2 separate regions of the Homo sapiens genome follow, and region 1 is linked to region 2. A link is a loop called in an ENCODE intact Hi-C map of the cell type or tissue named here. Cell type or tissue: HCT116. All regions are shown on one strand. Links, peaks and the distances in the headings refer to the core of each region. The heading gives the core; the rest is flanking DNA. Region 1 has its middle 8.4 kb from the start of ATP6AP2. Region 2 has its middle 59 kb from the start of MED14OS.

Region 1 (11,309 bases), core at 2,019-7,018, 220 kb after region 2:
CTGGTGATGTGCGGTTAACTTTTCCACTGAAGCATTTAGAGATGGATATGTGTGTAGCAGGGTAATACAATATTTGAAGTTATGACCCCATTTGTTAGCCTAAAAGAAGCCTTTCTCCACCCTCCCCACAGGCCAAATAGGCAAGACTGCAGCCATCCGTTGCCCTGAGGGGAGGACTCTCAGGAGAACCTGAAAACAAATGTCAAATTCTTGGCTCTTGAGTTTCAAAACTAGAGGTCCAGATGCAAGATTTGAAAGAATACATAATTCCATTTGCTTCCTTAAGTCTCGCCCTCGTCCCCCAATTAAGTCCAGCAGTGAGTTCTGAGTGATCCCGGAGTGAGCGCGATAACATGAGCTGATCCCTGCAAATGAGACATCCCATCCAGGAGCCCTGTGGAGGCGAAGATCATGCCCCTCTCCCAGACCATGCAGTTAAAATTAAGAATTTATGTTCTTCAAAAGGTACTATATACACTATGGAAAGGTGTGGGGGAGGGGAGAGCAGCTTTGCAGTGCAAAAACCCAACAAATACTATCTAGGCGATGTGATCAAGGTCAACACCAACAGTGATCGGTCATGTTGACAGTGTGTGCCCTTGATGTGATACAATGATAATGGCAGGCACTTCACCTCTATGATCTTCCTCCCCCATACCCATAACCCCAGTGTAATCATGAGAAAAACATCAGATAAATGCCAATAGAGGGGCATTCTACAAAATATCTGACTGCTGCTCCTCAGAAGTCATCAAAAACAAGGAAAGTCTGGGCTGGGCGCGGTGGCTCACACCTGTAATCCCAGCAGTTTGGGAGGCCTAGGCGAGTGGATCACTTGAGGTCAGGAGTTCAAGACCAGCCTAGTCAACATGGTGAAACCCCATCACTACCAAAAAATACAAAAATTAGCCAGGTATGGTGGTACGTGCCTGTAGTCCTAGCTACTCGGGAGGCCAAGGCGGGAGAATCGCTTGAACCTGGGAGGCGGAGGTTGCAGTGAGTCAAGCTTGTGCCACTGCAATTTAGCCTGGGCGACAAAGTGAGACCCTGTTTCAAAAGAAAAAAAAATTAGCCAGGCATGGTAGCGCATACCTGTAGTCCCAGCTACTGGGGAGGCTGAGACAGGAGGATCACTTGAACCCAGGAGGTTGAGACTGCAGTAAGTCAAGATCTCATCATTGCACTCCAGCCTGGGTGACAGAGGGCAACGCTATCTCCAAAAAAAAAAAAAAAAAAAAAAAAAACCCAGAAACTATATTTTTAAAGAATCCAGCATAGATGACAAAAGTTTAAAGAAAAGCAAGGAAATGGTTACCATAAAAAATTAGAACAGTGATTACCTCCAGGGTGGAGGGGAGAAAGATATGTCTGAAAGAGACATGGAGAAGTATTTAGGGGTGCTGGTCATTTCTGAATGGTGGTGGTGGTTGTCACACTAGTGTTCATTTTGTGATTATCCATATTCTGAGCATTGATATTGTATGTTCACTTGTGTGCTGTATTTTCCAGTAGAAAGGTTTTAAAAATCTAGTTTGCTTTTTTTGAGTCTTGAGAAGGAGCACTTCTTTTTGACTTGGTAGAAATTATTTGTATGTGGTTTCAAATTATGTTTGCAAAATCTTGTGTTTACAAAACATGTCTTCAGTGAGTGTGGAAGTTTCCAAAGAAAGGCCAGTGTTGTGGTTGGCATGCTAATGGCTGTCTTCCGAGAGATAGTAGAGATGCTATCTCCTGTGGGAATTCACTATGAGGCAAAAGCCAGGCTTTGGCCTTCCAGCCTGAGAATCCCAGTTCTATCAGCATCCGAGAGTTAATCCAACTGGGTGACATCAACCCAAAATAATAAACTCATAAGATCTTAATGTTGCGAACAGCAGTTTGTTCATTTACAGTGAGATATATAAGTATGTAGTAGTCTGCATATTCATGTCAACCTGGCTAGTGTTTTCTCTCCAAAAATGCAAGTGACATAGGACTCTTTGAATTAGTCAGAATAGACTTGGTGAGTATACAATCAGAGCAAATATTTAATGCATTAAGCTCTGTTGTATCCATGTCCACATCTGGAACGTACACACGAAGCAGACTGAATATTTGTTTCAGACTGACAGGGCACTGTAATAAACCATATATTGGGGATGACTACAAGGACCACACCTTGCCATTTATGATAGCTTCCCACCGTTTCCATGACCTCTACGGTCCTGTCTGTACCTTTTTTTTTTTTTTTTTTTTTTGAGGCGGACTCTTGCTCTGTTGCCCAGGCTGGAGTACAGTGGCGCAATCTCAGCTCACTGCAACCTCCGCCTCCCGGGTTCAAGCGATTCTCCTGCCCCAGCCTCCTGAGTAGCTAGGATTACAGGCACATGCCACCACACCCAGCTAATTTTTGTACTTTTGGTAGAGATGGGGTTTCACCATGTTGGCCAGGATGGTCTTGAACTCCTGGCCTCAAGTGATCCACTCGCCTTGGCCTCCCAAAGTGCTGGGATTAAAGGCATGAGCCACTGTGCCCGGCCCTGTCTGTACTTTATGAGTCCACATCCCTGGCAGACTAAAGCAGGAGTGGTCACATGACCCAGACTGGGCCAATGGGCTTCTCTATCCTAGAATTCTGGGATTGAGGCCAAAAGATGCTAGTGATTCTTGTATAACAGTTGAACAGGGAGACCTATGAATTACCATCTTTTGCCACATACTCAGAGGTGGAGAAGCTGGGCTGCAGAAAGAGAGGAGCAAAGCAAACATCCAGAGACAAGTAGACAGGAAAGACCAAATGTGCCTGCAATTCCTGCCAGCTCTAAAATTATTTTCTCATCCGTGGGGAGACTCAGCTGCATCCCCTGATTTAGAACTATGTGTGATGGCCCAGAATTCTTATAACTCAACCTCCTCTTCTTTAAAAATTATTGTTATTATTATTATTATTATTATTATTATTATTATTATTATTATATTTTGAGACGGAGTTTCGCTCTGTTGCCCAGGCTGGAGTGCAATGGCGCAATCTCAGCTCACTGCAACATCTGCCTCCCGGGTTCAAACGATTCTCCTGCCTCAACCTCCCGAGTAGCTGGGATTATAGGCATGCGCCACCATGCCTGACTAATTTTTGTATTTTTAGTAGAGACGGGGTTTCGCCATGTTGGCCAGGCTGGTCTCGAATTCCTGACCCCAGGTGATCCACCACCTCCGTAAAAATTATTTTTAATTGTAATAAAATACAGGTAACATAAAATTGACCATCTTCACCATTTTAACTGTACAGTTCAGTGGCATTAAGTACATTCACATTGTTGTGCAGCCATCACCACAGTCCATCCCCAGAACTCTTTCATCTTGCAAATCTGAAACTCTCTACCCATTAAACAATAATTCCCCATTCCCCCATTATGCCAGACCCTGGCAACCACTGATCTACTTTCTGTCTCTATGAATTTGACTACTCTAGACACTTTGTCTAAGTGGAATCATACAGTATTTATCTTTGTGTGACTGGCTTATTCCACTTAGCATAATGTCCTCAAGGTTCATTCATGTTGTGGCATGTGTCAGAATCGTCTTCCTTCTTCAGACTGAATAGTATTCTGTTGTAGGGATACAACACATTTTGTTTATCCGTTCATCCATGGATGGACACCCTCCACCTTTTTGCTATTGTGAATAATGCTGCTATGAACATGGGTGTTCGAATATCTCTTTGAGGCTGGGCGTGGTGGCTTACACCTGTAATCCCAGCACTTTGAAAAGCCGAGGTGGGCAGATCACTTGGACCCAGGAGCTCGAGACCAGCCTGGGCAACATGGTAAAACCCTGTTTCTACCAAAAATACAAAAAAAAAAAAAAATTAGCTGGGCATGGTGGCGGGCACCTGTAGTCTCAGCTACTTGGGAGGCTGAGGTAGGAGAATCGTTTGAACCTGGGAGGCGGAGGTTGCAGTGAGCCGAGATTGCACCATTGCACTCCAGCCTGGGTGACAGAGCGAGATCCTGTCTCCAAAAAAAAAAAAAAAAGAAATCTCTTTGAGCTCCTGCTTCAATTATTTTGAGTATATACCCAGGAGTGGAATTGCTGGGTCATATGGTGTCTGGAGCTGCCATTTTGTGTTGCTATAATAGAATACCACCAACTGGGTAATTTATGAAGAAAAGTATTTCTTTCTTACAGTGCTGGAGGCTGGGAAGTCCAATATCAAGGTGCTGCCATCTGGCGAGGGCCTTTTTGCTGTGCTATCCCATGGCAGAAGGCAAGAGGGAGACAGAGAGCAAGAGAGCAAAAGAGGTCCAAACTCGCTTTTTAAAACAAGCCCACTCTTGAAATAATTAACTCACTCTCTCAATAACAACATTAATCCATTCATGAAGGCAGAGTTCTCATGACCTAATCACCTCTTAAAGGTCCCAGCTCTCAACACTGTTGCATTGGGGATTAAGTTTCCAAGGCATCAACTTTAGGGGACGCATTTAAACCATAGCATGTGGTAAGTCTGTTTTTAATTGTTTGAGGAACTGCCATATTATTTTCCTTAGAGGCTGCACCATTTTACAATCCCATCAGCAGTGCACAAGGGTTTTCATTTTGTCACATCCTCAGCAACACTTGCTATTTTCTGAGTTTTTTTTTCTTTTCTTTTCTTTCCTTTTTTTTTTTTTTTTTTTTTGATAGTAGCCATCCTAATGGATGTGATGTCAACCTTCTCTTTTGCATCAGCTGGTTTGATTGGGTGTCTGGGGACTTGTAACCAAAATATTTTTGGCTAAAATGAGCATGTTGTCATCTGGACACTGCTTGCTTATTCTTATTCTTATTCTTATTCTTATTCTTATCCTTATTCTTTTCTCAGGCTCCCTATATACTTCCACTGACAAACCTCACCTTCTGATGAGTACATCCTTTTCTTAAGATCTGTCAGCATTTTTTTTTTTTTTGTGACAGAGGCTCGCTCTGTCACCCAGGCTGGTGTGCAGTGGCATGATCCCGGCTCACTGCAGCCTCCGCCTCCCCAGTAGCTGGGATTACAGGTGTGTGCCACCATGCCCAGCTAATTTTTGTATGTTTTAGTAGAGACAGGGTTTCTGCCATGTTGGCCAGGCTGGTCTGAAACTCTTGGCCTCAAGTGGTCTACCTGCCTTGGCTTCCCAAAGTGCTGGGATTACAGGTGTTAGCCACTGCGCCTGGCTTGATTTTTTTTTTTTTTAAGACAGAGTTTCACTCTTGTTGCCCAGGCTGAAGTGCAATGGTGCGATCTCGGCTCACTACAACCTCCACCTCCCAGGTTCAAGCGATTCTCCTGCCTCAGCTGACGGGCTAATTTTTGTATTTTTAGTAGAGGCGGGGTTTCACCATGTTGATCAGGCTGGTCTTGAACTTCTGACCTCAGGTGATCCACCTGCCTCAGCCTCCCAAAGTGCTGGGATTACAGGTGTGAGCCACCGCGCCTGGCCTGAGATTTTTTTTTAAATTAGAGATGGGGGGTCTCACTTTGTTGCCCAGGCTGGTCTCAAACTCTCGGGCTCTAGCAATCCACCCTCCTTGGCCTCCTAAAGTGCTGGTATTACAGGTGTGAGCCACCGAGCCTGGCCTTACTTGATATATCTTGTTTTCCTGACTAAACCCCGACTGAGGCAGAGGACAAACCTATTTCCAAGTTTTAGTGGGCACTTCATCTCATTGAGACACTGGATACTGACTTCAGTGACTTTGGGATAGTTCTTCCCAACTCCCCTGAAAAAACCTAATCAAATGCAGAGTGTCTTCTGAATCTATGGTAATAGAAGTCAGAATATTAATTATCTCTGAAGGTGAGGGAGGCTGACTTGAAGGGCATAAGGGAACTGTCTGGGGTTCCGGTAATGTTCTGTGTCTTGATCTAGGTGGTGGTTACATGAGGGATATACATAGGTGAAAATGCAATAAGTTGTCCACTTAAGACTCATGCAAGTTAGAGTTCGTAGCTGTGTGAAAGGGAGAAAAAAGATGTAAGCATGTAACCATATCAAATTGTATCTAAAAACTTTCAAAAGTAGGGTATTCTCAGTTTGCACCTAGTGGATGAGTATATTTAAACTCACATGAATAGGAAACATTATTTGTGAATTTGTTCATTCACTATTCATTCATCCCTTTATTTAATATTGTGTGTTTATAATGCACTGTGTGAACACTGGGCCCTGATAACTTCAGAGCTAAATCTTAGGGAAATAAACTGAGAATTTATGTCCCATCTGAAGGGGTAAAGAAGAAAAAGCTTATTTCCACGTGGTTCAGCTCCAAGTTAGCAGTGCCCAATGTGCACAGAGCACATTGTAAGCACACAGCAATGGATGAAGGAATGAATGAATGAATGAGTGAATGAATAAATTAACAAATGATGGTTTCTATTATCCATAAGTATGAAATGGAGGGAATTTTCTGGGAGTAAAAGGATCACAGTAAGTTCAATTTCCAGATGTCAGAGGCATTTGAACCAGAGTGACTCCATCTTGAATGGGGCTGGGTGAAATGAGCCTGAGACCTACTGGGCTGCCTTCCCAGAGGACTAGGCATTCTCAGTTACAGGATGAGATAGGAGGTCCGCACAAGATACGGGTCATAAAGACCTTGCTGATAAAGCATGCGGTAAAGAAGGCTGCCAAAACCAAGATGGCCATGAAAGTGAACTCTGGTCGTCCTCACTGTTCATCACATGTTAATTATAATGCATTAGCATGCTAAAAGACACCCCCACCAGCACCATGACAGTTTACAGATGCCATGGCAATGTCAGGAAGTTACCCTATATGGTCTAAAAGGGGGAGGAACCCTCAGTTCCAGGAATTGCCCACCTCTTTCCCGGAAAACTCATGAATAATCCACCCCTTGTTTAGCATATAATCAAGAAATAACTATAAGTACTATCAGTTGGGCACCCTAAGCTGCTGCTCTGCCTATGGAGTAGCCATTCTTTATTTCTTTACTTTCTTAACAAACTCGCTTTCACTTTATGGACTCGCCCCAAAGTCTTTCTTGCTCGAGATCTAAGAACTCCCTCTTGGGGTCTGGATCTGGACCCCTTTCCGGTAGCACAGATAATTACAAAAGCAAAGACAGGGCAAGATTTCATCTCTGCTACAACTCTTTTTAAGACAGAATCTCTGGAGCTGACAGGAGCTGGTTGAGGTGCTTGATGTCGTGAGCAGGTCCTCTATTTCCTCCCACCAGCTCCGCTTCTGTCTCTTCTGCCTTCCCCGTTCCGCTTTTAACCCATGATTCAAAAAACCACAGCCTGATTCCCTTTCCTCCCAGCATGTGGCTGCCCACCTTCTTTTTCTATAATGGGCTGCTGATTGCTGCTGTGGAAATTCCCCTACCCCTGGGAAGTGGCTGTCATGTGGGCCCTCAAACCTGCCTGACCACCCTTTCTCCTGCCCCACTCACTGCTTCCTCCCTTCCTCCCCATCCCTGCAGCTGTTTAAAGCTTCCAGCAGTCTTCAAGCCCCTCCCTCCTCTAGGGAGATCACACTCCAGCTTCCCCCAGTTATGGAGCATCGTCCTGCTGACCATAGGGGAAAGAGTCTAGACTCGGGAGTGTGAATTGGTCATTAAGGATCCATTACCAGCCTCAGGAAAACAACTGTGCTCCCTCTTCTCTCATCACCTCTGGTAGCTACTTCCCCTTTATGAATGCGATGACTTATTAATGAAAAATCTTCAGTCTCTAGATACCCTTCCTCATCCCCAGCAGGGCCATTCCAGGAAACCTGCACCTAGCGGCCTGCGGGAGCACCTTGCACTGACCCGCTCTTGGGTATTAGGGAGAGCCTACAGAGGAGCATGGAAGCCTGGCTTTGCATTGTCATTGTCCTCACCCATTTCTTCTGCACAGAAGTTGAGTTCTGTTTGCACTAGGTGTGGCACTGGGGATGGGGAGAGAAGGGTGCCTCAGACTGAGACTTCACCCTGGAGGAGCTTACAGCCCCATGTTCCTAACTCTCGTGGTGTTCAGACTTCTCGTGCGGCATTTGCTCTCTCCTTCATCCACAGTTCAGCTTTCCACTTGGTGCCCGGTTCAACTTTCCAGTTAGAATTTGTTTGAATGAGCTTTTTATTTTAGAATAGGTCTCAATTTATAGACAAGCTACAAAGATAGTGCAGAGAATTCTCATATACTCTACATCCAACTTTCCCCTATTGTTACCATGATACATTAGTGTGGTATATTTGTCAGAACCAATATTAATGTATTAATAATAAAGTCCATACTTTATTTATTTATTTTATTGGGATGGAGTCTCGCTCTGTCTCCCAGGCTAGAGTGCAGTGGCCCGATCTTGGCTCACTGCAACCTCCACCTCCTGGGTTCCAGAGATCCTCCCACCTCAGCCTCCTGAGTAGCTGGGATTACAAGTGCCTGTCACCATGCCCAGCTGATTTTTGTATTTTTAGTAGAGGCAGGATCACGTCTCTGTGATCAGGAATTTGGGAGCAGCTTGGCTGGGTGGCATCTGGCTTGGGGTCTCTCAGTGCCACTGCAGTCAGACAGTGGCTGGAGGTGGTGTCATCTTTAAGGTTTCTTCACTCACATGCCTGGCACCTGTGCTGGAAAGACTCAAACATCTGGGGGCTGGAAGTGTTGGGGCATATTGGGCAACTCTCTCTCTATTTCTACATGACCTCTCCACACATGGACATTCTAGGAGGTGGCTTCAGGGTAACCAGATGGATTCCATGGAAACTCTGGATTCCAAAGGCTAAGGTGTGTGTCCCCAAAAGGAGAAAACCAGGTGGAAGCCATAGCACCTTTTATGAACTAGCTTTAGAAAGTCACTGAGCATCACTTCCTCTCTATTCTACTGGTCAAGGCAGATATAAGGGGCTGCCCAGGTTCAAGAGGAGGGAACATGGACCCTCCACCCATCAGTAGAGGCTTGTCAAAGTCAAAGTCACATTGTAAGAAGAGCCTGTGGATTCGGATATTTATTGGTGTGGCCATCTTTGGAAAATACAATCTGCCATACGGGTTTGCATATAGGTAAGGAGACAATGGCTGTCATAGCTAATGGAATACCATTTTACCCAACAATATATTATCAGCATCTCATCACATAATTATTATGCAACATCACTTTATAAAAAGTTTAATTTTTAAAATTTATGTTACCAAAGTAATGCATACTTGTGAAAAAAAACCTCAAAATACAGAAATGCATAAAGTAAAACATGGGCCAGGTGCAGTGGTTCATGCCTGTAATCCCAGAACTTTGGGAGCCCAAGGTGGGCGGCTCTCTTGAGGTCAGGAGTTCAAGAACAGCCTGGCCAACATGGTGAAACCCTGTCTCTACTAAGAATACAAAAATTAGCCAGGCGTGGTGGTAAGCGCTTGTAATCCCACCTACTCAGGAGGCTGAGGCAGGAGAATTGCTTGAACCTGGGAGGTGGGCAGAGGTGGCAGTGAGCCGAGATCATGCCACTGCACTCCAGCCTGGGTGGCAGAGCAAGACTCCATCTCAAAAAAAAAAAAAGAAAGAAAGAAAGAAAAAAGAAAAACATGGAGGGATTCTGTCATCTCTTCCCTCTCTAGAGGTAAAAATAAGTTCTATATTGGTCTAGACTTTCTGCTATACCTATTCAATCATATATATAATTTTTAATTTTTTCTTAGAAAAATATCACATTACACATTCTTGCTTATTTTACTTTAAAATGTCTCAGCAACTGGGTAAGGTGGCTCATGCCTGTAATCCCAGCACTTCGGGAGGCTAGGGCAGGAAGATTGCTTGAGGCCAGGAGTTCAAGACCACCCTGGACAACATAGTGAGCTCTTGTCTCTCTCTAAAAAAAAAGATAAAATATCTCAGCTACCATGCCATTTCAGGAAGTATATAGGTGCATAGTATTCTATTGTCTGTGTTATGGTGTCTGTAATATACAGATAGTGTGTTAGCAATGTGTGTTACTGTAGTTACCTTAAGCTACCCTCTTGGAACAGTCCGTTGCCCTTTACAGGTGTTGCCAGATATGTTGCTAATGAGCATAATGAGTGTTCAAGTCAATCTGCACAATGGCTATTAGAAATAGGCTCTTATTGTTGAATTAAGAAGTATTCAAGGTATACGGATTGGCTGTGAGCTATGCTAGAGATCCTCCTCACCCTTACACAACCAAGGTGATTGAATCTAGATGGGCATGTGGCCCATGCTCAGTAGCACCTAAGGCTAGATGTCCAATAAGCCCTTTGTCCAGCCATGAATTTGAACATTCTTGTTGCCTGATTCCACCTACAAGGCTAAAGGAATCCTGTTTTCAGGACACTGTAGCCTTTGCAGCAAATGAACCTTGCACGAACGACCAAGAGCTGGGTTTGAGTCCATCGAAGAGGTTATACAATTGTTGTGCCTGCTTGTTAATATATTTGGCCAATTTGGACCTGAGACCTGCTTTTGTTCTAACCCAGTAGCAAGGTGGGGAATAAGTAGGCTCCACTTACTTTGGACTAATGGTGGCTACAGAGAGCTTCCATGTGTGCCTGACCAAATTGGCCTAAGTCACTTCACAACATAATCAGCGTATCATAACTTATTTTTCCAAACCCATTCCAACAGACATTTAAATTGCTTCCAGTGTTTTGTCTTTACATAAAATGCTGCAGTACCATCTGTTTCACAAAATGTCTGCAAAAATCTTTTTAATAATTGCAAAATATTTTTGTATTTTTATTTATTTATTTATTTATTTTTTTGGAATGGAGTCTCACTCTGTCACCAGGCTGGAGTGCAGTGGCACAATCTCGGCTCACTGCAACCTCTGCCTCCCAGGTTCAACTGATTCTCCTGCCTCAGCCTCTCGAGTAGCTGGGACTACAGGTGCCTGCCACCACGCCCGGCTGATTTTTGTATTTTTAGTAGAGGCAGGAGTTCCCCATATTTGCCAGACTGGTCTCGAACTCCTGACCTCAAATGATCCACCCACCTCTGCCTCCCAAAGTGCTGGGATTACAGGCATGAGCCACTGCACCTGGCCGTATTTTAGATTTTGGCTGAATGTAGATTTGAACTCAGATCTGATTGATGTCTTTCCCAATACTTCTAGACAGAATTTTCTGGAAGATTGAACCTGGGGGTGCCAGGAGTTAATTATGGATGTTCCTATTTGGGGATTCTATCCCAGACCTCAACTGACTTTTCACCTCTCTGGGTCAGCTTAAAATGATTTCCCACCCTTGTTACAAGAATGTTTTTCTGAACAAACACACAAGAAATCTTGTTACAAATTAATTTTCAAACCCAGGAAGGTAGAAAGCTTAGATTGTTCAGTACATGGAGTTAAATATA
Region 2 (11,309 bases), core at 4,004-9,003:
ATGTTTGTTGGCCATTTGTTTATCTTCTTTTGAGAATTGTCTATTCATGTCCTTAGCCCAGTTTTTTATGGGATTGTTTTTTTCTTACTGATTTGTTTGAGTTCGTTGTAGATTCTGGATATTAGTCCTTTGTCAGATGTATAGATTGTGAAGATTTTTCTCCCACTCTGTGGGTTGTTTGTTTACTCTCCCGACTGTTCCTTTTGCCATGCGAAAGCTCTTCAGTTTAATTAGGTCCTAGCTATTTACCTTTGTTTTTACTGCATTTGCTTTTGGGTTCTTGGTCATAAAATCCTTGCCTAAGCCAGTGTCTAGAAAGGTTTTTCCAGTGTTATCTTCTAGACTCTTCACAGTTTCAGGTCTTAGGTTTAAGTCCTTAATCCATCTTGAGTTGATTTTTGTATAAGGTGAGAGATGAGGATCCAGTTTCATTCTCCTACGTGTAGCTAGCCAATTATCCCAGCACCATTTGTTGAAAAGGGTGTCCTTTCCCCACTTTATGTTTTTGTTTGCTTTGTTGAAGAGCAGTTGGCTGTAAGTATTTGGGTTTATTTCTGGGTTTTCTATTCTGTTCTATTGATCTATATGCCTGTTTTTATACCAGTACCATGTTTTGGTGACTATGGCCTTATAGTATAGTTTGAAATCAGGTAGTGTGATGCCTCCAGATTTGTTCTTTTTGCTTAGTCTTGCTTTGGCTATGTGGGCTCTTTTTTGGTTCCACATGAATTTTAGAATTGTTTTTTCTAACTCTGTGAAGAATGATGGCGGTATTTTGATGGGGATTGTATTGAATTTGTAAATTGCTTTTGGCAGTATGGTCGTTTTCACAATATTGATTCTACCCAATGGATGTGTTTCCATTTGTTTGTGCCATCTATGATTTCTTTCAGCAATGTTTTGTGGTTTTCCTTGTAGAGGTCTTTCGACTCTTTTGTTAGCTACATTCCTAAGTATTTTATTTTTTTGCAGCTATTGTAAAAGGGCTTGAGTTCTTGATTTGATTCTCCACTTGGTCTCTGTTGGTGTATAGAAGAACTACTGATTTGTGTACATTAGTCTTGTATCCGGAAACTTTGCTGAATTCTTTTATCTGTTCTATGAGCTTTCTGTTGGAGTCCTTACGGTTTTCAAGGTAAACGATCATATCGTCAGTAAACAGGGACAGTTTGACTTCCTCTTTAAAGATTTGGATGCCCATTATTTCTTTCTCTTGCCTGATTGCTCTGGCTAGGACTTCCAGTACTATGTGGAAGAGGAGTGGTGAGAGTGTGCATCCTTCTCTTGTTCCAGTTCTCAGAGGGAATGCTTTCAACTTTTCTCCATTTAGTATCATGTTGGCTGTGGGTTTGTCATAGATGGCTTTTATGACATTATGGTATGTTCCTTGTATGGTGATTTTGCTGAGGGTTTTAATCATGAAGTGATGCTGGATTTTGTCAAATACTTTTTCTGCATCTATTGAAATGATCGTGTGATTTTTGTTTTTAATTCTGTTTATGTGGTGTATCACATTTATTGACTTGTGTATGTTAAACCATCCCTGCATCCCTGGTATGAAACCCACTTAATCATGGTGGATTACCTTTTTGATATGTTGTTGGATTTAGTTAGCTAGTATGTTGTTAAGGATTTTAGCATCTATGTTCATCAAGGATATTGGTCTGTAGTTTTCTTTTTTTTTTTGAGACGGAGCCTTGCTCTGTCACCAGGCTGGAGTGCAGTGGCACAATCTCAGCTCACTGCAACCTCCAGCTCCTGGGTTCAAGTGGTGATTCCCCTGCCTCAACCTCCCAAGTAGCTGGGACTACAGGCACGCACCACCACGCCCGGCTAATTTTTTGTATTTTAGTGGAGACGGGGACTCACCATGTTGGCCAGGATGGTCTTGATCTCCTGACCTCGTGATCTGCCCACCTCAGCCTCCCAGTGTTGGGATTACAGGCGTGAGCCACCACACCTGGCCAGTTTTCTTTTTTGGTTGTGTCCTTTCCTGGTTTTGGTATTAGGGTGATGCTGGCTTCATAGAATGAATTAGGGAGGGTTCCTTCTTTCTCTATCTTATGGAATAGTGTCAAAAGGATTGATACCAATTCTTCTTTGAATGTCTGATAGAATTCTTCTGTGAATCCTTCTGTCCTGGACAGAAAAAGTCCTGGACATTTTTTGTTGGTAATTTTTAAATTACCATTTCAATCGCTCTGCTTGTTATTGGTCTGTTCAGGGTATCTAATTCTTCCTGATTTAAGCTAGAAAGGTTGTATTTTTCCAGGAATTTATCCATCTCTTTTAGGTTTTCTGGTTTATGTGTGTAAAGGTGTTCATAGTAGCCTTGAATGATCTTTTGTATTTCAGTAGTGTCAGTTGTAATATCTCCTGTTTTGTTTCTCAGCGAGGTTATTTGGATTTTCTCTCTTCTTTTCTTGGTTAATCTTGCTAATGGTCTATCAATTTTATTTATCTTTTCAAAGAACCAGCTTTTTGTTTCATTTATCTTTTGTATTAGTTTTTTTAAATTTCAACTTCATTTAGTTCTGCTCTGATCTTGGTCATTTCCTTTCTTCTGCTGGTTTGGGGTTTGGTTTGTTCTTCTTTCTCTAGTTCCTTGAGGTATGACCTTAGATTGTCTGTTTGTGCTCTTTCAGACTTTTTGATGTAGGTGTTTAGGACTATGAACTTTCCTCTTAGCACTGCCTTAGCTGTATCCCAGAGGTTTTGATAGGTTGTGTCATTATTGTCATTCAGTTTGAAGAGTTTTTAAATTTCCATCTTGAGTTGGTTTTTGACCTTTTGCTCATTCAAGAGCAGGTTATTTAATTCCATGTATTTGCGTGGTGGTTTTGAAGGTTCCTTTTGGAGTTGATTTCCAGTTTCATTCCACTGTGGTCTGAGAGAGTGTTTGATATAATTTCAATTTTCTTAAATTTATTGAGGCTCATTTCATGGTCTATCGTATGGTCTATCTTGGAGAAAGTTCCATGCACTGTCGAATAGAATGTGTATTCTGTGGTTGTTGGATGAAATGTTCTGTGTATGTCTGTTAAGTCCATTTGTTCCAAGGTATGGTTTAAATTCATTGTTTCTTTACTGACTTTCTGTCTTGATGACCTGTCTAGCGCTGTCAGTGGAGTATTGAAGTCCCCCACTATTATTGTATTGCTGTCTATCACATTTCTTAGGTCTATTAGTAATTGTTTTATAAATTTGGGAGCTCCAGTGTTACGTGCATGTATGTTTAGGATTGTGATATTTTCCTGTTGGACAAGGCCTTTTACCATCATATAATGTCCCGCTTTTTCTCTTTTAACTGCTATTGCTTTAAAGTTTGTTTTGTCTAATATAAGAATAGCTATCCCTGCTCACTTTTGGTGTCCATTTACATGAAATGCCTTTTTTCCACTCCTTTACTTTATGTGAGTCCTTATGTGTTAGGTGAGTCTCCTGAAGGCAGCAGATGGTTGGTGAGTTCTTTTTGTTTGTTCTGTTTTTGTTTTTTTGTTGTTGTTGTTGTTTTTGAGATGGAGTCTCGCTCTGTTGCCCAGGCTGGAGTGCAGTGGCATAATCTCGGCTCACTGCAAGCTCCGCCTCCCGGGTTCACGCCATTCTCCTGCCTCAGCCTCCTGAGTAGCTGGGACTACAGGTGCCCACCACCACACCCGGCTAATTTTTTGTATTTTTAGTAGAGACGGGATTTCACCTTGTTAGCCAGGATGGTCTCGATCTCCTGACCTTGTGATCCGTCCACCTCGGCCTCCCAAAGTGCTGGGATTACGGGAGAGAGCCACCGCACCCGGCCAGTTGGTGAGTTCTTATCCATTCTGCGGTTCTGTATCTTTTAAGTGGAGCATTTAGGCCATTTACATTCAGTTAGTATTGAAATGTGAGGTACCGTTGCATTCATCATGCTCTTTGTTGCCTGCATACTTTGTTTGTTTGTTTTGCTTTTTAACTTGTATTTTTGGTTTACAGGTCCTGTGTGATTTATGCTTTAAAGAGGTTCTGTTTTGATGTGTTTTCGGGATTTGTTTCAAGATTTAGAGCTCCTTTTAGCAGTTCTTGTAGTGGTGGCTTGGTAATGGCGAATTCTCTCAGCATTTGTTTGTCTGAAACGACTGTATCTTTCCTTCATATATGATGCCTAGTTTTGCCAGATGCAAAATTCTTGGCTGATAATTGTTTTGTTTGAGGAGGCTGAAGATAGGGCCCCAATCCCTTCTAGCTTGTAGGGTTTCTGCTGAGAAATCTGCTGTTAATCTGATAGGTTTTCCTTTACAGGTTACCTGGTGCTTCTGTCTCACAGCTCTTAAGATTCTTTCCTTTGTCTTAACTTTGGATAACCTGATGACAGTGCGCCTAGGCGATGATCTTTTTGTGATGAATTTCCCAGGTGTTCCTTGCGCTTCTTGTATTTGCATGTCTAGGTCTCTAGCATGGCTGGGGAAGTTTTCCTTGATTATTCCCCCAAATATATTTTCCAAGCATTTTGAATTGTTTTCTTCCTCAGAAACACTGATTATTCTTAGGTTTGGGTGTTTAACATAATCTCAGACTTCTTGGAGGCTTTGTTCATATTTTCTTAATCTTTTTTCTTTGTCTTTGTTGGATTGGGTTAATTCAAAGACCTTGTCTTCGAGCTCTGAGTTTCTTTCCTCTACTTGTTCAATTCTATTGCTGAGACTTTCCAGAGCATTTCGCATTTCTAAAAGTGTGTCCAAAGTTTTCTGAATTTTTGATTGTTTTTTCTTTAGGCTATCTATTTCCTTGAATATTTCTCCCTTCACTTCTTGCATCATTTCTTTGGATTTCCTTGCATTGGGCTTCGCCTTTCTCTGGTCCCTCCCTGATTAGCTTAATAACTAGCCTCCTGAATTCTTTTCCAGGTAAATAGGGGATTTCTTCTTGGTTTGGAGCCATTGCTGGTGAACCAGTGTAATTTTTGGGAGGTGTTGACAAGCCTTGTTTTCTTATATTACCAGGGCTGGTTTTCTGGTTCCTTCTCATTTGTGTAGCCTCTGTCAGAGGGAAGGTCTAGGGCTGAAGGCTGTTGTTCAGATTTTTTTGTCCCATGGGGTGTTCCCTTGATATAGTATTCTCCCCCTTTTCTGGGGATGTGGCTTCCTGTGAGCTGAACTCCAGTGATTGTTGTCTCTCTTCTGGGTCTAGCCACCCAGTGAGTCAATCCGGCTCCAGGCTGGTACTGGGGGTTGTCTGCACAGAGTCCTGTGATGTGAACCATCTGTGAGTCTTTCAGCCATGGATACCAGCACCTGTTCTGGTGGAGGTGGTGGAGGGTGCAATGGACTCCATGGGGGTCCTTAGCTTTGTTGGTTTAATGCTCTATTTTTGTGCTGGTTGGCTTCCTGCCAGGAGGTGGTGCTTTCCAGAAAGCATCAACTATAATAGTGTGGAGAGGGACTGGCAGTAGGCACGGCTGTAGAACTCCCAAGATTATATGTCCTTTGCCTTCTGCTACCAGGGTGGGTAGTGAAGGACCATCAGGTGGGAGCAGGGCTAGGCGTGCTCTCCTTGGCGGGTCTTGCTGCGGCTGCCATGGGGGATGGGGGTGAGATTCCCAGGTCACTGAAGTTGTGTTCCTAGGAGGATTATGGCTGCCTCTGCTGAGTCATGCAAGTTGTCAGGGAAGTGGGGGAAAGCCGGCAGTCACAGGCCCCACCCAGCTCCCACACAAACCAAAGAGCTGATCTCACTCCCACTGTGCCCCCTGCAACAGCCCCGAGTCTGTTTTACCCAGACTGGATTCTCTTTACGGACGGGAGTTCTTTTGTAGAACAAAGAACCCATAAAGCAGGGTATGCAACAGCTATATGAACGATATAGTTGAAAGTGCACCTCTCCTAGGGCACAAGTGTTCAACTAACCAAACTAATTGCCCTCAAGAGGGCGCTCAAGTTAAGCAAAGGAAAAACAGCATTTATACTGATTCTTTCTCTCTCTCTCTCTCTCTCTCTCTCTCTCTCTCTCTCTCTCTCTCTCTCTCTCTCTCTTTCTGACGGAGTTTCCTCTTCATTGCACTTCCAGGCTGGAGTGCAATGGCGCAATCTCAGCTCACTGCAACCTCTGCCTCCCAGGTTCAAGCGATTCTCCTGCCTCAGCCTCCCGGGTACCTGGGATTACAGGCATGCGCCACCATGCCCGGCTAATTTTGTATTTTCAGTAGAGACAGGGTTTCTCCATGTTGGTCAGGCTGGTCTTGAACTCCTGACCTCAGGTGATCCGCCTGCCTCGGCCTCCCAAAGTGCTGGGATTACAGGCGTGAATCACCGCGCCTGGCCCATTTATACTGATTCTAAGTATGCTTTCCTAGTCCTCCATGCCCATGCTACTATCTGGAAAGAGAAGAACTTCCTCACAGCTAATTAGTCTCCCATTGAATACCATCAGGAAATTAATAAGACTATTTTCCTTGGTTTTCCTCCCATGGGAGCTGGCAATAATACATTGTAAAGGCCATCAAAGAGTGATGGATGAGATAGCCGAGGGAAATAGGCTGGAGGACAAAGCAGCTAAATCAGCAGCAAGGGGGCCCAGGTCTCTGATCCACTTGAAGCCCTACTGATCTGGGAGGGCCGCATCAGAGAAATAAAACCTCAATACTCTCTTGCAGAAATAGAATGGGCCACCTCTTGGGGATACATCCTGCAGTCCTCAGGATGGCTACAATCGGAGGACAATAAGCTTCATCTACCAGCTGCCAACCAATGGAAAGTACTTAAAAGCCTTCACTAGGCCTTCCACCTAGGTAAGGATAAAACCTATCAACTGGCCCAGAGATTGTTCTCAGGTAAAAATCTAATACAAAGAGTTAAACAAGTTGTTAATGGTGGCAAGATCTGCCTTAAAAACAGTCTCCTTAATCGACAGCGTCTTTGGCCAGGAACTCAAAAGACAAGCGGCTACCTTGGGGAAGACTGGCAAATGGATTTCACCCATATGCCAAAGACAAGGGGCATCCAGTACCTCCTACTATAAATAGATACGTTCACTAACTGGGTAGAAGCATTTCCATGTCAGACAGAGAAAGCCTCTGAGGTGATAAAAGTACTAATCAATGAGATAATTCCCTGCTTTGGACTTCCTAAGTATCTCCAGAGCAATAATGGCCCCTCGTTCAAGGTGGCCGTCACCCAGGGGGTCTCAAAGGCACTTGGTTCTACAGTACTATCTTCATTATGCCTGGAGACCACAATCCCCGGGAAAGGTAGAAAAGACAAATGATATTATCAAAAGGCACCTCAGGAAACCGTCTCAGGAGACTCATCTCCCCTGGACTACCCTTCTCCCCATAGCCCTGCTACATGTCAGAAACACTCCTTCAAAGCTAGGTTTGAGTCCCTTTGAAATGATGTGTGGATAGCCTTTTCTCACCAGTTATCTCTTGCTAGACCAAGAAACCTCTAATTTAACTAAGCACATAACCTCTTTGGTCCATTTCCAACAGGAACTGAAACAATTGTTGGAGGCCCAATCCCGTGAACCAGGGCCACCTCTGTTCAACCCAAGGGACCTAGTGCTAGTAAAAGTGATATCCCTTCCCTTTCTCTCTCTATAGGCCCAGGTTGGGAGGGACCCTACACTGTACTCCTTTCTACTCCTGTGGCAGTGAAGGTCACTGGAATAGACTCTTGGATTCATTATACCCAAGTAAAGACTTGGGAAGCCAACAGAGTCACCTCCGTTGACCCAGAAGAACACCCAAAGTACCAATGTGAAGAGATTGGGGACCTCAAGCTAAAAATCACAAAAGATAAGTGTTAATAATTAGCCTTCCATGGGTATCCTCTTTATAGTCTTGCCTATGCTTGCTGTTCTTACCTTTGTTCTGTTCTATACCACAGAGCACAATAATGTTTTCAGAATAATTCGTATATTTCACTTCTTTCTTTTTTTTTTTTTTTTGAGATGGAGTCTCACTCTGTCACCCAGGCTGGAGTGCAGTGGTGTGATCTTGGCTCACTGCAACCTCCACCTCCAAGGTTCAAGCAATTCTCCTGCCTCAGCGTCCCAAGTAGCTGGGATTACAGGTGTGCGCCGCCACACCCGGCTAATTTTTGTATTTTTAGAGACGGGGTTTCACTATGTTGGCCAGGCTGGTCTTGAACTCTTGACTTTAGGTGATCCCTCTGCCTCGGCCTCCCAAAGTGCTGGGATTGCAGGGGTGAGCCACAGCACCCGGCCTCACTTCTTATCTCTGTAACCCTTGGCACTAGATTCTTTCCTTATATAATACACGTTTAACCCATGGATACTTAACCTTATAAAACTTGTTTTATTCTCTCACACCTAGAAACCATCAAACTCCAAATGGTCAGGCAACCAGAGCCTCAGACAATGGCTCCGCTTTGCTGGGGACCCTTAGATAGACCTCTGAGAGGAATCTGACTGCTATTTTCCCCAAAACAATGCTCCCTGTCAGCAGGAAGTAGCTAAGGTCAGTTGTCATACATATTCTAACAGCAGTTAGATGTACCTCTTCAGAGGGGGGAAATGAGATGGACAGGAGACGGGGAAATACTGGGTAGAAGAAGGTGGCTCCCCGGCAAAGACCCCACCCTCAAGCCTGAAGACCTGCGGCCCTAAATGAAGACAGGCTTTTCTGGTTTTGCACCCAAAAAGTTGCCTTTTGGACTGCCATGTCCCCCCCGCCTATCCTGCCCCTGTATAAACCCAAGACCTTAGTGGGCACACACACAAGTGGCTGAATGTTGGGACCAGCAGACCAGCGACAGTGGAACAACGCAGCAGAGAAAGAGAGAAGAGGAGTAACATCTGGATGCTGAGGGGAATTCAGCTAGGGGCGGTCAGAGAAGAATCTGGCCATTGGGTGGCCTGACTCCAGGGGAAGACCACCTTACCACTCCATCCACCCCCTTCTGACTCCCCATCCATCTCACTGAGAGCCACCTTCACCATTCAATAAAATCTTGCACTCATCTTTCGAGCCCACGTGTGATCCGATTCTTCTGGTACACTGGGCAATAACTCAGGATACAGAAGGCTGTTACACTGCCCCCCAGTCCTTGCAATAAGGCAGAGGGTCCATTGAGCTGCTTAACATACAAGCCACCTGCAGATGGCAAATCTGAAAGAGCTTGATAACACATGCCCACTTGGGCTTCGGGAGTTGCAGACACCCATCCCTAGAAGCTGTCTTGGGGCCGGAGCCCAAAAGTGCTCACAACGGCCTCTGCATCTGCCCAGCTGCATGCTCTCCCTAGGGGTTTGAGCTGCCAGCGACCAAGCAAGCGACACCCCATCACACATCCGCAAGGGGAATCAGGGAACTCTCCCGTTTCACTTAAATGAGGTGTTTAAATCTTTAGCTTTAAGACATTGATCCCAGTTCCAAGGATAACACAGCTGTTCCCAGCCATTTACTCTCTAGTGCAGATGAAGAGTTTACCATGGCAGACTTCACTGAGAATAAAAGAAGAGACCAAGACACATAAAGATGTGGACCCACTTTCTCCTTGGGGAAGGTAGAGACAGTCACCTTGGGGAAAGTTTGGAGAAGGGGAAGTTGGTAATCAAAGCCAATTCCATATTTTGGTCAGGACTGGCTCTGACAACTGGGTGTGGTAGAATGGTCAATAGACCAGAAGTGCCATGGAGTTAAGGTCCCCGGAGCAGCCCTAGTCGAAAAGGGATGGGAATTTGGTGATTAATACTGCATGTGCAGCATCCATATGGGCCATTCCCCATCACCCTGTGGAAATGTGGGGAACTGCCTGCTGTGCCATGAGTAATATATCCCTTTCCTCTAAACCAGGAGTCTCCTGTCTTCTGCCAGCATCTATGAATCTGTGGCTGGCTAACTTGTTAGCTTGCAAGTACGGTAAAATCTCAGAACCTTCACACTTCTTGACATTTATATCATATAATAATATACATCCATATAATCTGTATACATATATATCTTTTCTGGAATTTCTCCAGTAAGCATTTATTCTTTTTCAAATTTTAAATGAATACATGACCCTTTATAGTTCTGGACAATAACATACCTTCCTTCTCCTTAACATGGCTTCCTTCTCCTTCCTTTTTTACTTCCCCCTTTCCCCACTGTTGTTTTTGAGGTTCACCTCTCAAATGAACTATTGGCATTCAAATTCTTGATTCAGGGTCTTTGTATTAGTCCATTTTCATACTGCAATGAAGAAATACCCGAGACGGGGTAATTTATAAAGAAAAAGAGGTTTAATGGACTCACAGTTCCAAATGTCTGGGGAGGCCTCACAATCATGGCAGAAGACAAAGGAGGAGGAAAGGCACATCTTACATGGCAGCAGGCAAGAGAGCTTGTGCAGGGGAACTGCCCTTTATTAAACCATCAGATCTCATGAGACTTATTCATTGTCATGAGAACAGCATGGGAAAACCCACCACCACCATGATTCAATTACCTCCCACTGGGTCCCTCCTATGATACATGGGGATTATGGGAGCTACAATTCAAGTTGAGATTTGGAAGGGGACATAGCCAAACCATATCAGTCTTCTTGGATAACAAAACCTGAGACAACCAACATGTTTCACAAATTTTTGTTCAACCACCCTGCACACTCCCAATCTCAGTCTGAAAAAGAGATTAATGCAAGTTTCCACTAAATTAGAGGACTAGTGGGCAGAGTGGGGAGGTAGGGGAAAGGGAAAGGCTCAGGCTTTTTATGTACTTCCTGCTTGCAGTGGAGGGTGTGCTTTGAATAAGTCCCACCACTGCCTCCCTCACCTCCTCACCACCTTTGGATACCCTTTCCCTTTCTTTCCATTCATTTAATTCCCAAATAATATATTCATTTAATGACTCCGTAAAATGGTTTAGACCCCATGGAGAATGGAGTATAATGATGGATGTGGGATGTGGTACATTTTTCTGAACAATGAATTACAGTAATAAACAGTCATCAAATACTGAATAGGAAACACACAAAAAATTTTAATTTAAGAAAGCACTCTGGTAATAAGTGCAAATAAATAAAAGGCAGGGTCAAATTAAAATGCAAAGTAGCAGCTAGACAAAAATTATAAGGGATGAGGAAGCCAATGGGGGCCTTAAAGATAGGCAGCATGGAAGTTGATTCAAAATGTTTTTCTCTCATATGCGTAATAAAACATGCTATTCATATTCAAGTATTCTGCAAAATGTAATGACAGCAAATCAAATTTTAAATAATGATGCTTTATTTATTTATTTATTTATTTATTTATTTATTTATTTTTGAGACAGAGTTTCACTCTGTCACCTAGGCTAGAGTGCAGTGGCACAAACTCGGCTCACTGCCACCTCCAAC

The links. A loop is a pair of places that touch in the nucleus more often than their neighbours do. Peaks named below come from ENCODE experiments on the same cell type or tissue, not always from the same donor. Only the 100,000 strongest peaks of a DNase experiment are listed, where the experiment ranks them.
Region 1: it touches region 2 in a loop (5-fold over the local background); 1 of 110 quality-filtered maps calls a loop at or near these places.

What each region holds. Positions count from the first base shown.
Region 1 is chrX:40,566,891-40,578,199 of GRCh38, reverse strand. No RefSeq gene overlaps it. Among named protein-coding and RNA genes, the nearest start is that of ATP6AP2, 8.4 kb to the left of the region's middle. RefSeq lists a silencer at 4,089-4,383 and enhancers at 6,991-7,070, 7,081-7,170. In HCT116, for the core only: a CTCF peak has its summit at 4,230 (motif pointing left); a DNase peak (open chromatin) is centred at 4,228.
Region 2 is chrX:40,788,808-40,800,116 of GRCh38, reverse strand. No RefSeq gene overlaps it. Among named protein-coding and RNA genes, the nearest start is that of MED14OS, 59 kb to the right of the region's middle. In HCT116, for the core only: a CTCF peak has its summit at 5,892 (motif pointing right); a DNase peak (open chromatin) is centred at 5,896; H3K27ac peaks cover 1,003 bases.